2 separate regions of the Homo sapiens genome follow, and region 2 is linked to region 1. The links are chromatin loops, found by intact Hi-C in ENCODE. Cell type or tissue: ascending aorta. All regions are shown on one strand. Links, peaks and the distances in the headings refer to the core of each region. The heading gives the core; the rest is flanking DNA.

Evidence for each region. A loop is a pair of places that touch in the nucleus more often than their neighbours do. Peaks named below come from ENCODE experiments on the same cell type or tissue, not always from the same donor. Only the 100,000 strongest peaks of a DNase experiment are listed, where the experiment ranks them.
Region 2: it touches region 1 in a loop (7-fold over the local background); 36 of 110 quality-filtered maps call a loop at or near these places.

The regions. Positions count from the first base shown.
Region 1 is chr2:111,656,248-111,663,859 of GRCh38, reverse strand. No RefSeq gene overlaps it. Among named protein-coding and RNA genes, the nearest start is that of MIR4771-2, 110 kb to the left of the region's middle. In ascending aorta, for the core only: no CTCF peak of the experiment used is centred there; DNase peaks (open chromatin) are centred at 3,869 and 4,329; H3K27ac peaks cover 1,878 bases.
Region 2 is chr2:111,118,938-111,125,093 of GRCh38, reverse strand. BCL2L11 (BCL2 like 11) reads right to left here and starts at 4,180. Exons shown (of 4, transcript NM_138621.5): 1 at 3,906-4,180; 2 at 955-1,361. The coding sequence starts at 1,348. RefSeq lists silencers at 2,096-2,655, 3,448-3,742, 4,076-4,615 and enhancers at 3,626-3,745, 4,896-4,975. In ascending aorta, for the core only: a CTCF peak has its summit at 4,505; DNase peaks (open chromatin) are centred at 1,833, 2,573, 3,653, 4,333 and 2 weaker places; H3K4me3 peaks cover 3,566 bases; H3K27ac peaks cover 2,554 bases.

The DNA.
Region 1 (7,612 bases), core at 1,331-6,330:
ATGTGAAGTGTGGAGACTAAACTTTGGAAGGATGGAAAGAGCCAGCAGAGGGAGACGGCATTTGGAATGACTTAATGCCGTGTTCTCAGGCAGTGTTCTCACAGGGGTGCTGTCTGTCACTCTGTAAACATGCACGTTTGTGGAACTAAAATCCAAGCAAAGAGCCTCTGAACAGTTGTAAGGGAGTTGATAACAGCTATCTTGAGCTGCAGATACATTATCTCATTGAGTCCTCATAACGACCCTTTGAACAAATAATTTGACAGATGTCACAGATGAGACTCCAGGATCACAGAGCAGCAGAAGTGGTGGGGTTGGAGCCCTTCACCCCGTCTGTTTTCCAGACCATGCTCAACCCTATTGGTGTTCGTAAGAAGCCAATTCCTGCCTGTCCCACTGATGTGTAGGATTTGTGAAGGGCCCTGGGCATCCTTGTCCTTAGTGCTGCCTACAGAAGCCTTGCTTCCTTGGGGATGAATGTAGAGTCAAAGCATAGCCGAGTCGGCCTCCAAGGTTGCTGCCCTGCCCTCGCTGCTGGTTCTGGGAGAGTCTGTGGTTTGCTCCGTTCCTGGCTGAGATTCACAGAGGTTCCTGGTTTAGCCTCTCGGTTTCACCTTCTCTGGCAGGTTCTGGGTTGACTCAGAAGCTGGGTGTCAGGCTGTGAGCAATGGTCTAACTGCCTGGGTGCTGTTCTGCAGGAGAAAAATGCAAAAATGCAAAACAGAGTCCACCCTTTGCTTCCCAAGGGTCCTCTGGGACCTGGCACGTCTTGGAGTTGCAGGAGGTAGCTGTATGAGGGACATGGGCTCTCTAGGTGCCAGAGCTGGGAGGAAGGAGAGCCAGGCACTGGTGGGGAGAGGGACTGGGTCCTGCTGGGGGCTCCTGGCACCCACAGTCTGACTGGGATGTGAGGAAAGAAAAAAGCTCTGGACAGGGCAAGAAGGGGTTTCCTGGGGCAAGAGGAGCCCAAGAAAGGAAACCAGAGGGCAGGAGGGCCGGTGGCTTGGGGTCTCAGCACAGCCTGGAGTTGGGGGATGGGTGCACACCACAAGTCCCATCCAGCAGCTTGTGTCTGCAATTCAAAGCTGGTCCCGGTTTAAGCCTCAGATGTTGCTCTCAGGCCAAAAATACATAATGATTTTCACAAATGAAATAAAGCGAGGCTTAGGCATTATTATCTTTGAAAAGAGATGTTTTTCTCTCCCTCTTCATCCCTTCTTCAGGCACCCTTCCCAAATTACAGTGAAAATCATCTCTGTCCAGGGCTTTGCACAGAGGTTGCATGCATTGGCAGGAAGTACAGTGTGAATCACATCTACTGACAAAATCTGAGTCTCCGGCCCTGTGATTTTTTTTTCTTTTTTTTTTTTTTGGCAGAATGCATGTCACTAACAGAACTCTAGAGAGGACTGCAGGGTTTCTGAGTTGAGATGGGCCTTAGAGATCACCACCTTAATTCCCTTATTTTATAGAAGAGCCCCAGGAGACTGGCGGGGTGGGGACAATGGCTAAGGCCACTTAGTCAGCTACTGCTGCAGACCAGGCAAGGGCCTGGAGTGAGGGCTGCGATTGGAGTCATGGCTGTGCTATTTACTAGTTATGTCATTTTGGGAAAACCACCTGACCTCTCTAAAACTCTCCTCTCTCAAGTGCAAAATGAGAACAAGAATGTCATCTACTGTAGCATTTTGGTGAGAATTAAGTGAGTAGAAGCAAGTTCATCTGTCTAACTCTTCTATCATTAGTGGTTTCCATGCCTTACTCATTTAAACCATTAGCTACTTCTATTTATAGGTTTATGATTCAATTAAACGAATGTTTATTTCACCCATACTATGCATCCAGTAATTAGGCCAAACATATGACAAATTGAAGGCCTTAGCTCCACCGTCTGGAAACGTGCAGCCTCCGCATGGAGGGAGTGGTTGAAGGGATGGCAGGGGTGTGGCACTGAGTGTTGAGGGTTGGAGAACGACTGCACCTCAGGGCACAGGAGGTGCCAGGGAAGGAGGCTGGGAAGGAATCATCCTTGTGGCGGGAGACCCAGGAGAAGGGAGTGGGCATGAAAGCAGGAGAGAGATTTGAGATGCAGGAGGTGCCGGGGGTCTGAGGAGTGAGTAGATGTGCGAGTTTTCTGTCCACTGACGTTGACTCCATCAACTTCATAAGGGAGAATATTAGTAGGAAGGGGCTGGGGGAGGAAGAAGCTGAAAGAGACAGGGCACATGTGCCCTCATGCCATTGGGTCCAGATCTATTGGATTATCCCGGGGGAACAAGGCCTGGAAGCTTACACCCTAGACAGGCACCCAGTGGTAAGAAGCCCCAGGCCGGGAGCCCACAGAGGTGGCCTTGTATACTCAGGAGTAAGAAGCCTGGCTCTGCCACTCACTCCCTATATGGCCCTAAGTAATCTCTTTGGCTTCTTTGAGTCCAGTTTCCTCCTCTGTAAACTGGGCCACTAATAGCACTGGTCTCATAGGGTGCTGAAAGGATCAAATGGGGAAATATATGGAACTGACTTGGGCCCATGCAGGAGAAATGTTGAATACATGCTTGCCATTAGTTTTGAGGCTTTGGTCTTCTCATATTTAAAAAGGAAGATGGCAATAGCTTTTCTGCTCTGGAAAAAGAATGAGACAGGGTAATGTGTGTGAAAGTAATTTGGAAATGTAAATGTGTAATGTAGTATTATTGTTGGAGGAGCCTTCAGTTCACTTTCGTTGAGGAGGTCGAGGGAACATTAGGGACATGGGGAATTTTATGTGTTGAGTTAGGAGAATAAGCTAGAGAATCACATGCTGGGTTTCAAAAGGAAAAATGGTCTTAAATAAAACTGTGTGTTTTCCCAGTGAATTTGTGGAAAGAACGTAAAATCCCCCATTATTGGTCTCTGTTTTAACGAAAGAAAGGGAAACTTTATTTAAAGGGCCTGTCGACCATATCAGCAATGTGTGGGTAACATCAGTGAGCATAGGAGGGAATCATCTAGGGCAAACTTAGCTTTCAAAATGGGCCTGGTGTGGTGGCTCATGACTGTAATCCCAGTGCTTTGGGAGGCTGAGGTGGGAGGATTGCTTGAGCCCAAGAGTTTGAGGCTGCAGTGAGGCATGATTGTGCCACTGCAGTCCAGCCTGGGTGACAGAGCAAGACTCTCTAGAAAAATAAATAAATAAATACATACATAAAAAGAGTAGGCCCTTTGAGTCCCAAATCAATTGCCTAAGTATGCTACCTTATAAGGTAGTCTATTAAACCTTTGTGAAACGATTATGCTAGCACTGATTGTCGGGCACACACTGCTCAGTGGGGATTCCCATGTGTTCTGCCCCACACGTTACTGATGATGGGCCTTTCAGAATTGTGTTTCAAAATATTTCCATCTGAGCATTATGCCTTATGCTGGCCATGTGAACACCTTATTTAAGGGAAGGAGAGAGAACTGCATTTTGAGTTTCTCATCGTGTATTTTCAACCCACTGCAGGCTAGATTATCTGCCCCTCAGTATTAAAATTACGAGGTCTCAACCCCTCTTGATGCTCTATTAACAATCTGGTACCATGTGGAACACAATCAGGAAGCCTCTGAGCTGGAGAAAGTGTGCGGTTATTGTTATTGATTGCATCAAAAGACAGGCATGTGATCAGGGAGAAGCTGGTGAGGAGGAAAGGCGAGGCTCCTTCCAGGGCCTGGGAGGGGTGAAGGGCCTGTCCGTCCAGCACGGATTCTCTGGCACCAACTGGGTGTCCCACACCTCAGTTCAATTCTGATGTTAACTACCCAGAGTTGGCGCAGACCCCACAGGTGAAGGGGCTTGGCAAGACTGTCCTCACTTCAGGCACCAGCTGTAAGTCCTGGGTCTCCAGGCTACTCATACTTCTGTCCAACTTGGCTACAAATTTGAGAGTTCCCATGACCTCCCTTCTGGTTGGATGGTTTGCTAGAATGACTCACAGAGCTCAGGAATGTGCTACAGGTTACAACTACAGTTTTATTATAATGGATACAAATGAGCAGCCAGATGGAGAGATGTAGGGCAGCAAGGTCTGGGGCAGGGGTGGGGGCGGGGACAGCGGCAGGTGCAGGAGCTTCTGTCCCGCTGGAGTCAGGGTGCTGCACCCTCCCAGAGAGTCAATTATGTTCACCAGCCAGGAAGTCCCCAAGCCTCACTGTTGCAGTATTTGTCCAGGGTTTCACTAAGTAGGCATGTGTGATGAAATCATTGGCATGTGACTGAACTCAAATTTTCAGCTCCCTCTGCTCCCTGGAGATCAGGGCGTGGGGCTGAAACCTCCAACTCTCTAATCACGTGCTTGGCCTTTCTGACGTGGCCAGCCTCTCCCCTGAAACTATGCGAGGGCCACCTCCTTTGTGCAAACTCAGGTAGGAGTTGTATAAGGGGCTGTTTCTGAATAACAAAGCACAGTGGAATCACTCAGGAAATGCGAAGGGTTTGGGAAGCTCTGTGCCAGAAACCATGGACAAAGACAAACAGGTATTTTGATGAGACCACAGCACAAGTTTGTTCATCACAGAGTCCTGGGTTCAGATCCTGGCTTCTCCTTGCTGGGTGAGGCTCTGCCCTCTCAGAACCTGATATGCTTCCTAAGTAAGGTGAGGGGACTGACAGGACCTGCCTCTCAGGGTTGTTGTCCAAATTCAGTGGGTAAGGCTGAGAAAGGCTTGATGGGAGATCAAGCAATGGCAGGATTCAGGGTGGCAGTGGTGCTGCGGTGAGGGGTACGCACAAACACCACGCTGTGGACGCAGACCCCAGACAGTCCTTAAAACGCTCAACACAGAAGTCTAGGACAGAAAACTTGGTCAACATTTGGAATTTACTGTTTTTTTTTTTTGTTGTTGTTGTTGTTTGGTTTTGGTTTTTGAATCAGAGTCTTGCTCTGTTGCCCAGGCTGGAGTGCAGTGGCGCAGTCTTGGCTCACTGCAGCCTCTGCCTCCTGGGCTCAAGTGATTCTCCTGCCTCAGCTTCCTGAGTAGCTGGGATTACAGGTGCATGCCACTATGCCCCCTAATTTTTTTATTTTTAGTAGAGACAGGGTTTCACCATGTTGGCCAGGCTGGTCTCGAACTCCTGACCTCAAGTGGCCCACCCACCCTGGCCTCCCAAAGTGCTGGGATTATGGATGTGAGCCACCACGCCTGGCCTTGGAATTTACGGTTTTGAGAGAAGGTCTTGCTTGAAAATCCAAATAGTTTGAAAATTGATGAGAAGGATAGTTGCTGACACTAAGACTGAGCCCTAATGAGCTATGGAGGAAACATGGGCATTTTAGGGACCACTCACTTAAAGGTTAGTGGTCAGAACCACTGATCTTTTGGTTCTGAGAGGAAAGCCCTCTCCAAACACCTCATGTCCAGGACTGTGAGTGATACATCCTAGTCTGAACAGCCCATGGGTTTGACCTGATGGCCTTTTTTTTTTTTTCATTTTTTATTTTTTGAAACAGGGTCTTGCTCTGTTGCCCAGACTGGAGTGCAGTGGTGCAATCAAGGCTTGCTGCAGCTTCAACTTCCTGGCCTCAGATTATCCTCCCACCCCAGCCTCCTGAGTAGCTGGGACTACAGGCATGCACCACCATGGCCAGCTAATTTTTGTATTTTTTTGTAGAGATAGGGTTTCACCATGTTGCCCAGGATGGTCTCAAACTCCTGAACTTGAGCCATCTGCTCACCTCGGCCTCCCAAAGTTGATGGCTTTTCTTGAGCCATCGACTTGATTTTAATTGTCTTTATTACACTCATTGTTTCTCAGGAAAAATAATGAGCTGTGAAAACACTATCATATTTCAATCTTAGAAGCTTGGTTGGTAATTGTGATCAGAAGTATCGGTTGGATATAAAGTACATGCCAAGTTGAACCAGGTTTCCTTCTGCTTCATCCTCACCTGGGCAGTCTCACTGCTGAGACCCTCTGTATAAGACCTCCAGCTGTCGAAAGTGAAGCAGTGTGACAGGCCTTAGGCAGCCTGGTCCCAGGGAGAGCATGGGGCGTGAGGAGGTGCGACTTCCAATCCCACCTGTGCCTAGACATGTCTGAGTACCCTTGGGAAACTCATTTCCAATTCCTGGGCCTTGGTTTCCTCATCGTAAAGTGAAAAGATTCGACTAGATGCCATGCATCTTTTTGCCCCCAGCTGTCACTGTCCATAGCATGGATGGTCCTACCCCAGCCAGCACCTCTGGAGCTGTTACTGAGCATTGACTATGTGCCAGGCCCTGTACTAACACTTTCCACACTCTGTCTCACTGCCCCCCTCCCAGGAAGTAAGACCTGTATCATCCTTATTTGTTGGGCGGGGAAATTGAGGCTCAGAGGTTGAGTGACTTTTTTTGGGGTCTCAGCTGGTCACTCGGGAGCTGGGTTGGAGTCCAGTTGTGCCTGAGTCCACTGAATAAAAGCATTATTGGGAACTGGCTTCATTAACAATGAGCCCCAGTGGAAACGTAGTATGGAATGGAAATGGAAATGGAAATGCAGTGGAAATGTAGAGTGGATATGGTGTAAGACACCTGGAAAGCTTAAGGAGCGGGAGCTAGAGAGACAGAGAGAGAGACCGAGAGACAGAGAGAGAGAGAGAGAGAGAAATCCCCAATTTCCTGGGTAACAGACACACACCCTTCTCTACCCTGGCTCAGGGCTGGCCATGGCTGTCGTGGCTGCTTTCTGGCCAGCAGAAAGGAATAACCTTGTCACCCGGGAGCAGCGGTGGGTGATGGCACTCCATGAAGAAACCTTTGCCCTCTGGCTGGTAATAAAATAAAGAAAGCTTCAAGTAAGGTGACACAGAACAGAAGTAAGAATAGCAGCAAGGTTATTCTGAGAAAGGCAGAGAGGTCTGTGCTTCGGCTGTGGGAGGATGGAGTCCTGGCGCTTGCTAACCTGCCCGGCTCGTCCGCCTGGAGTTATCGTGAAGGCAGGAGGGAGGATGTCGAGCAGGAGGGGAATTGAAACCATTTAGTCTTGGGGCTGAGATTGTGTTTTACGTATTTGGCAAAGACATTTTCAGTCATTACTTGGATTAACCCTTGCTGGGAGCACAAAGAACAAATCCACGCACGTCGTCCTTTGCTGTGGAAAGACGAGGCACTCAAGGAGCAGGCACACTCCCTTTGCACGCCGACCCCAGCAGGGGAGTGGAGAGCCCACTTGAGGCCCAGGGCCTCACAGAGCTCCATCAAGGACACCCAGACGTCATCTTGCCTTTTCGACAGATAACAATACTGTGTCCCCGCAGCTGGAAGGTGGGCTCCAAGTGTGATGGTTGCAGAAGAGGCTGCTCTCCTATTTGCCTCTCTGAGTGGCTTTCTGCCTTGCCTTGTGTTTCCCCAAAACAGAACCCCCTTTCTGCCCCCACACCATACTCTACCTCCTCACCAACAATAAAAACAAACCCAATTGGGAATGGTTGTACTTTGAGGCTCTGTATGAAGGTTTGGGTCAGAACTGCCTACTCCATGCGGAAGTCTGAGTGCCTTCGTGGAGGTGGCAGGCCCAGGGCATCCTAGCTGTGGCAGGGCTGAGAACATCAAGCCCATTGCGGGGTCACTAGTAATGCCAGTAGCACATACCGTAGCAAATGACAGTGACTTA
Region 2 (6,156 bases), core at 1-5,000, 540 kb after region 1:
CCCAAACATAGAAGGGGCAAATACTCTCCAATTTACCAGTCTCCACCAGGTCAGTTCCTTCCATGATTTTGCTGTGGGCCTCTGTGGTATTTATGTTAGCCACTCTTGGTTCAAACCCTACTACTGCCTTTAATCCCTGAAATAAAAACCTACAACCTAATCTGATTAGTACTATGTCCAAACCCTCTGAGCAATAAGCACAAAGAGGAATTTAGGCAGAAAACAAACCATTTTCATGGTTCTATGTTGGTACTGCTTTCATGAACTAGTTCATTTTTTTAAAAGTGTTATTTTCAAAAATGATTGTCATCTTTCTTTACACTTTTGATTATTAAGCTATTTTCTGTAAATGATCAGTTCCCTTTCAAGCAAAATGTCATTACTATGTAAAGCCTGGTGGTTAAAACACACTTTAGCTTAATGAAGACAGACCTGAAAGCTAATGTTTGGACCTCAACTCATCACTGCCACAAAAGTTAGTAACTTTGTAAAAATGTTGATGTGGGCCATGCGCGGTGGCTCACGCCTGTAATCCCAGCACTTTGGGAGGCTGAGACAGGCAGATTACAAGGTCAGGAGATTGAGACCATCCTGGCTAACACGGTGAAACCCCATCTCTACCAAAAATAGAAAAAATTAGCTGGGCGTGGTGGCACGCGCCTGTAGTCCCAGCTACTCTGGAGGCTGAGGTAGGAGAATTGCTTGAACCCGGGAGGTGGAGCTTGCGGTGAGCTGAGATTGCACCACTGCACTCCAGCCTGGGCGACAGAGCAAGACTCATCTCAAAAAAAAAAAAAAAAGTTGGTTTGATAGTTTGACACATCCTCCATTCCCATCTAAAGATGGAATAAATCAGTTACGGGGTTTTAAAAGGGGATTTTAAATGCCACACACAGCCTTCAAGCAGATTCAACCATCCACACGTCAACTGCCTCTTACCCAGGCATTGCTTACCCATTGCACTGAGATAGTGGTTGAAGGCCTGGCAAGGAGGACTTGGGGTTTGTGTTGATTTGTCACAACTCATGGGTGCTGGGCTCCTGTCTGTGTCAAAAGAGAAATACCCACTGGAGGATCGAGACAGCAGGGAGGATCTTCTCATAAAGATGAAAAGCGGGGATCTGGTAGCAAAAGGGCCAGGGCTGGCAGGTGGGGCCAGCGGGCCCTGAGGGCTGCCGTGGGGGCAGCTGTCCCCTTCACCTCCGTGATTGCCTTCAGGATTACCTTGTGGCTCTGTCTGTAGGGAGGTAGGGGCCCCAGGTCTGAGCTGGGGAGGCCTCTCCGCAGGCTGCAATTGTCTACCTTCTCGGTCACACTCAGAACTTACATCAGAAGGTTGCTTTGCCATTTGGTCTTTTTTTCTGCAAGTAAAATAAAAACTAAGATTATTTTAAGCAAAAAAAAAAATCGATGAATAAACAAATTAGCTCTCACCTAGCGATTAAAAATTCTTAGGGTTAATCCCAAATACTTTGTTCTATACTTTTCTGACAATCTCCCAAATAAAAAAATTGCACCTAAAATAATAAAGGTGTAATTTTTTTTTGGTAGAGGGTACCCCCAAACAAAATACAGTAACAATGTCAACAGCTTGCGGAACTGGTGCACACACACATGCGTTTCCAGAGAAGCAGCTAATCTGAAGTCTATTCGTGTGTGCTCTTTGCCCAGGACAGACTTCTTCGAGTAAGTCAGAAACTCCCAGCGGCTCTGACTTCCCGGGGTTAGGTAGGACGCCGGAGCACAGGAGCGGGCGCAGATGCAGCGATTGCAGGCGGCTGGCCGCGTTCCCTGCTCCGGCCCCATTGTTTGCCGAAAATGCTGAGGGCAGCAAGTCTGGGGAAGGTCTGGCAGCGGCCGTCAGTCGTAGTAAGTGCGTCACAATAGAGTTTGTAACTCCAGCGCGGCTCGGCCCGGCTCTGGCGCTCTCTCCGCCCGTGCTCCCTCCCTCCCGCTCCCGTACCGCACGCCGCACCGAATCAGACAGAACTTCTCTGAGGTGCACACCGTGAGGTGCACATCTCTAAATGGGGAGGGGGCGGCGGAGGGCGACGAAGCGAACGCCTGCAAGGTCTACAACTAGGTCCGCAGGCTAGGCGACACCGGTGCGCGCCGCGCCGCCTTCATCCCACAGACCCTCCCCTCAGAAGGCAATCACACCGAAACTCACGTCCGCGCCTTCCCTTCAGAGCGCAGCGTCCGGGCCAGGGACCAAGCCCCGCGGCGTCCGGCCCGCGCCCTTCGCCGACCGGGCGCCCCCTGACCGTCACCACGAAAGCAGCGCAGGAGACAAAGCCCGGGACTCGGGTTCAGAGTCCCCGGCGCAGCGCAAAGCCCGCGCCTTCCCGCCAGCCCGCCGCCGCGCTCCGCCGGGCAGCCGAGGGCTCCGCACGCCGCGCCTCTGGCCCGCGCTGCCCCGGCCGCAGCCGCCGGGAACATCCTCCGCCTCCTCCCGCTCCTCCCCTCGCGCTCTGCGCCCGCCGCCGCCGGCACCGCCGACCTCCCCGCGCCGCTGGCGCCGGGTGCCCGCGTTCCCAATTGGTCCGCGCGCGGTCGCTCCGCGCCGCAGCCAATCGGCAGCCGCGGTGGGGGCGGCGCCTACGGGTCAGGCCGCCAAAGGCGAGGCGATTGTTGACAAACTCGCCTCCGAGCGCTGCTCTGGCCGTGGTCGTGGCGGCTGCCGCTTCGTCGGAGGATTTGAGGGCCGGCTGGCCCGGCCACCCTGCCCATCCCTGTGCTCCTTCCGGACACAAGCCTTAGCAGCTCCCGCCGTCCTGGACAGCCAGTCACCTGGAGACAAAGCAGGACTTGCGCCGCGCCCGGACCCGCAGGGCCATCCCCAGGCCCAGTCCTCGCCACTTGTCCTTGTTTTGGCCCGTCGGGGGCAGACCCTAACGGCCGTCACCGCCCTGGCTGTGGCAACTATTCTCCTCCAACAACTTCCTCTCTCTCCTGGTGCGCCGCAGACACGAGTCAAAGCCGAAGAGCCACCCCTGGCCGCGGACGCGCACGTCCGCGACCATCGAGTAAATTCACACCCTCCGCCCTGGCGTCCGTCGGGCCCTCCACCAGCAGCGCCAACCCTGGGGCAACAGGTCCCAGAGGGCACGGCGCCGCCAGCCTGCACCGCGAACCGGGTCGGGTGTGCTCGGGCATGCGTGAGCCGCTAAGATAGCCCGGCCCAGGGACCGAGCAGGTTCTGCCGGCCGCGACTAGTCCCCTGCGCGGTCCAGGTGGTCAGGGGAGGACCTAGATTTCTCGCTGCCAGGGAATCGTGCGGATGGCACAGGCCGCAGGACTCCTGCAGAGCAAGCAGGGGCCCCAGGTACGCTTGAGAAAGCGAACGCAGCAGTGGCCCCGAAACCTTGGCCTGAATGAGTAAAAGGAAAAGCCGTGTCTCGTCAGTTAAATCACCACCGCAGTTCCGCAAATCCTCCGCAACAGGCCCACGCGCCCCAAAAAACCAAGACACGAAACACCCTCACACTGCGCGGCCGCTACTCTGAGGGCGCCGGAGCCGGCGGCGAGACTTTCCAGCTGGGCGCACAGCCCGATACTACGAGCAGGTCCTCAGCTCCCGGGCCGGCGCCGAAAGGCACGCGCTGCCTCTCCTCCTGCCCGGACCTACGACCCTTCACCAGGCCCGCGCGCAGCATCCCGTCCCAAGCCGCACTTCGGCCAAGAGCCTGCAGGTTCCGCGTGAACGACTTTTCTTTAAAGAGAACCTGCCCGAGAGGGAACCCGATCCACACGGATCCCCACCTCCCGCCGGCGACAAGCGGCGCCGATGCAAGCGTCTCCGCTCGCACGTGCACGGGAAGCGGGCAGTAGGTGGTGCCGTTCGGGCTCCAGCGCTAGTCTTCCTTCGGTGCCAGGCCCGCGCCCCGGGATTTGGAGGTATTTACCTTGCGTTTCTCAGTCCGAGAGTCAGAGTCAGACATTTGGGGGAACAAGGGCCAAGAAAGGGCGCCGAGGCGGTGGCGGCGGGAACGCAGCGAACCGAATACCGCGATGATGCGATCGCAGTGTGGCAGGGTTCGCAGGGTGGCTGCAAGAATCAAGTGGTGGTAGTGGCGGCGGCGGCGGCGGCGGCGGCGGCGGCGGCGGCGGCGGCAGCGGCAGCGGCGCTGGACGCAGAGCTCCAACAAACTGCAGACCAGGCGGCTGCGCGGAGCGAAGTGAAACCTGCGCGGCCCTGCAGCCCAGCTCTGGCTGGCGGCCCCGCTCCTACGCCCAATCACTGCGGACCCCGCCCCCGCTAGGTCCCGCCCCGGCGCGCGGGCTGGCAAGCTCCGCCCCCCTCGGCGCCGCGGCCGCCGGCGCGTGCAGGCTCGGACAGGTAAAGGCGGGGGTTGCCCCGCTGGGTTGCCTCCCGCGCGCGCCGCCGTCCCTGGCGTGTTTACCGGAGTAACTCTGCCTGCTGGCGGCCATGTGCGCGCCCATCCCCCACCCCGAAGTGTACCCTAGCCTCCCGCTCACCTACCCCAACCCGGCGGCGGCCGCGGCGTGCGCGGCACAGAGGGGGCGCTCCGGTCACAGCCTCCGCTGGCCCGGCCGGCGGTGTGAAGCCTCGGGAGGCGCCCTGCGCTCTCACTGTGCCCTGAGTTTCTAAGCCGCTCTGGGGCAGGCGCGGGGACTGGGTTGGTCCTCGCGAAGGCGCGGGGCGAGGTCTTTGAGCTCTCCTCCCTCTGAGGGTCCCTGGCGCCGGGCGGGACGCGGATCAGCAGGCTGCGCATCTTCCTCGCCCGGGCCTCTCGCGGGACTCAGGCACCCTCCTCCTGCCACCCCGCAGGGGCTCTCCAGCTTTTCTTCCGCGCCCAGTCGCCCTAAGAGACAGAGGCCGTGGGGGCAGGACGCGCCCAGAAAACGGCCAGGCGCGGTCCCAGTGGGCGTCTTCGCCGCCTCCCGGGTGAGGGCGGGAGGCATGTGCAAAGCAGGTAAAATAGGGAAATGAAAAAAGCACTCAGAAAAAAAAATCCTTTTAGGAAAAAAAAAAACGAGGTGAATGGCGGCCTCCAAGTGAGAGAGAACGTTGCGCACTGCATTTGGCTAGGACCCCCAAGATTTGCTGGGCTCGCAGATAACCTCGTAGGAGCTCCCTCGACTGGCTGAGGCCAGTGAAGGCAGAACAGCTGAGTTCGGGCCGCGGTGCGGGAGCGCAAAATACCCCGTCCCTCCTCCCCTCCCGCCTCCCCACCCATCCCTTTCCTCCCTGGAGTCCGCAGCACCTCACTCTACCTCCCAGGAGACCAAACTCCATGCCGCCTCTCCAGTCCTCTGAGTCTGCACCCGGGTCTGCTCTCCCAACGCGTGGCTGGCGCCCCAACCCCGGCCCTCCTGTCTGCTCCTCCCGCGCCTCAGTTCCCCAGCCCCAGCTTCTAGACAACTGCAGCGGGGGTGTGGGAGGTGGATCGGGAAATGGAACATCCCGCAGGTGAGGTCAGGCTAGATGGATTAAGGAAACTCTGTAAAGGGACCACCCTACACACCACCGCAGCCGGCAGGGAGAAGGAAGGGGCCTTGCCGTAGAGGAGCAAGTGAGGAGGCGTTGTCCCGCCGTCCGGCCGCCTGGAGCAGTTTTTAAATTCATAAGCGCTTCTGTAACGTCAGTGGGACACAGCGCAGCCCCATGCCAAAGTCTCAGCGCATTTTCGGGTGAATTTTGAGCGAGGTGAAGGAGGCCTTGGGTTCCCGGAGTCGCTGGAGGACGCGCGTCGGGCCCCGCCCAGTTATTTCGCTGCAAGAGGGAAAAGGCACGAGCGTGGACACGGCTAAGTAGACTCGGAGGCCGGAGATCGGTCCTAACCGGGCCTCGAAGTTCCTACCGCGGACGAACTTTGCTCTTCGCGGCCGTCCCGCGTCGCACCCGGGGAAAAGCAACACAACTTGCTGCGCGGGCTGAGAGCCCGAAGCCCGCCGCACGCCGCAATGCTCCGCGCTCCCCGCGGGGTCGGGCGACTCAGACAGGGACCGGAAAAGAACCACGCAGAAGAAAGCCCTATTTCTTGTCGTCTGTTCCTGTGCAGCCTTGCAGCCTCGCCGCCCCCGCGTCGCTCGCTCTCGCGACCCTGTGAACACTTTGAAAAACAAGAGTCGGGGGAAGCAACGGGCTAAGCGCTGCTATTTGGGGCACTAAAAGGAAGCCGGCCAGAGGTG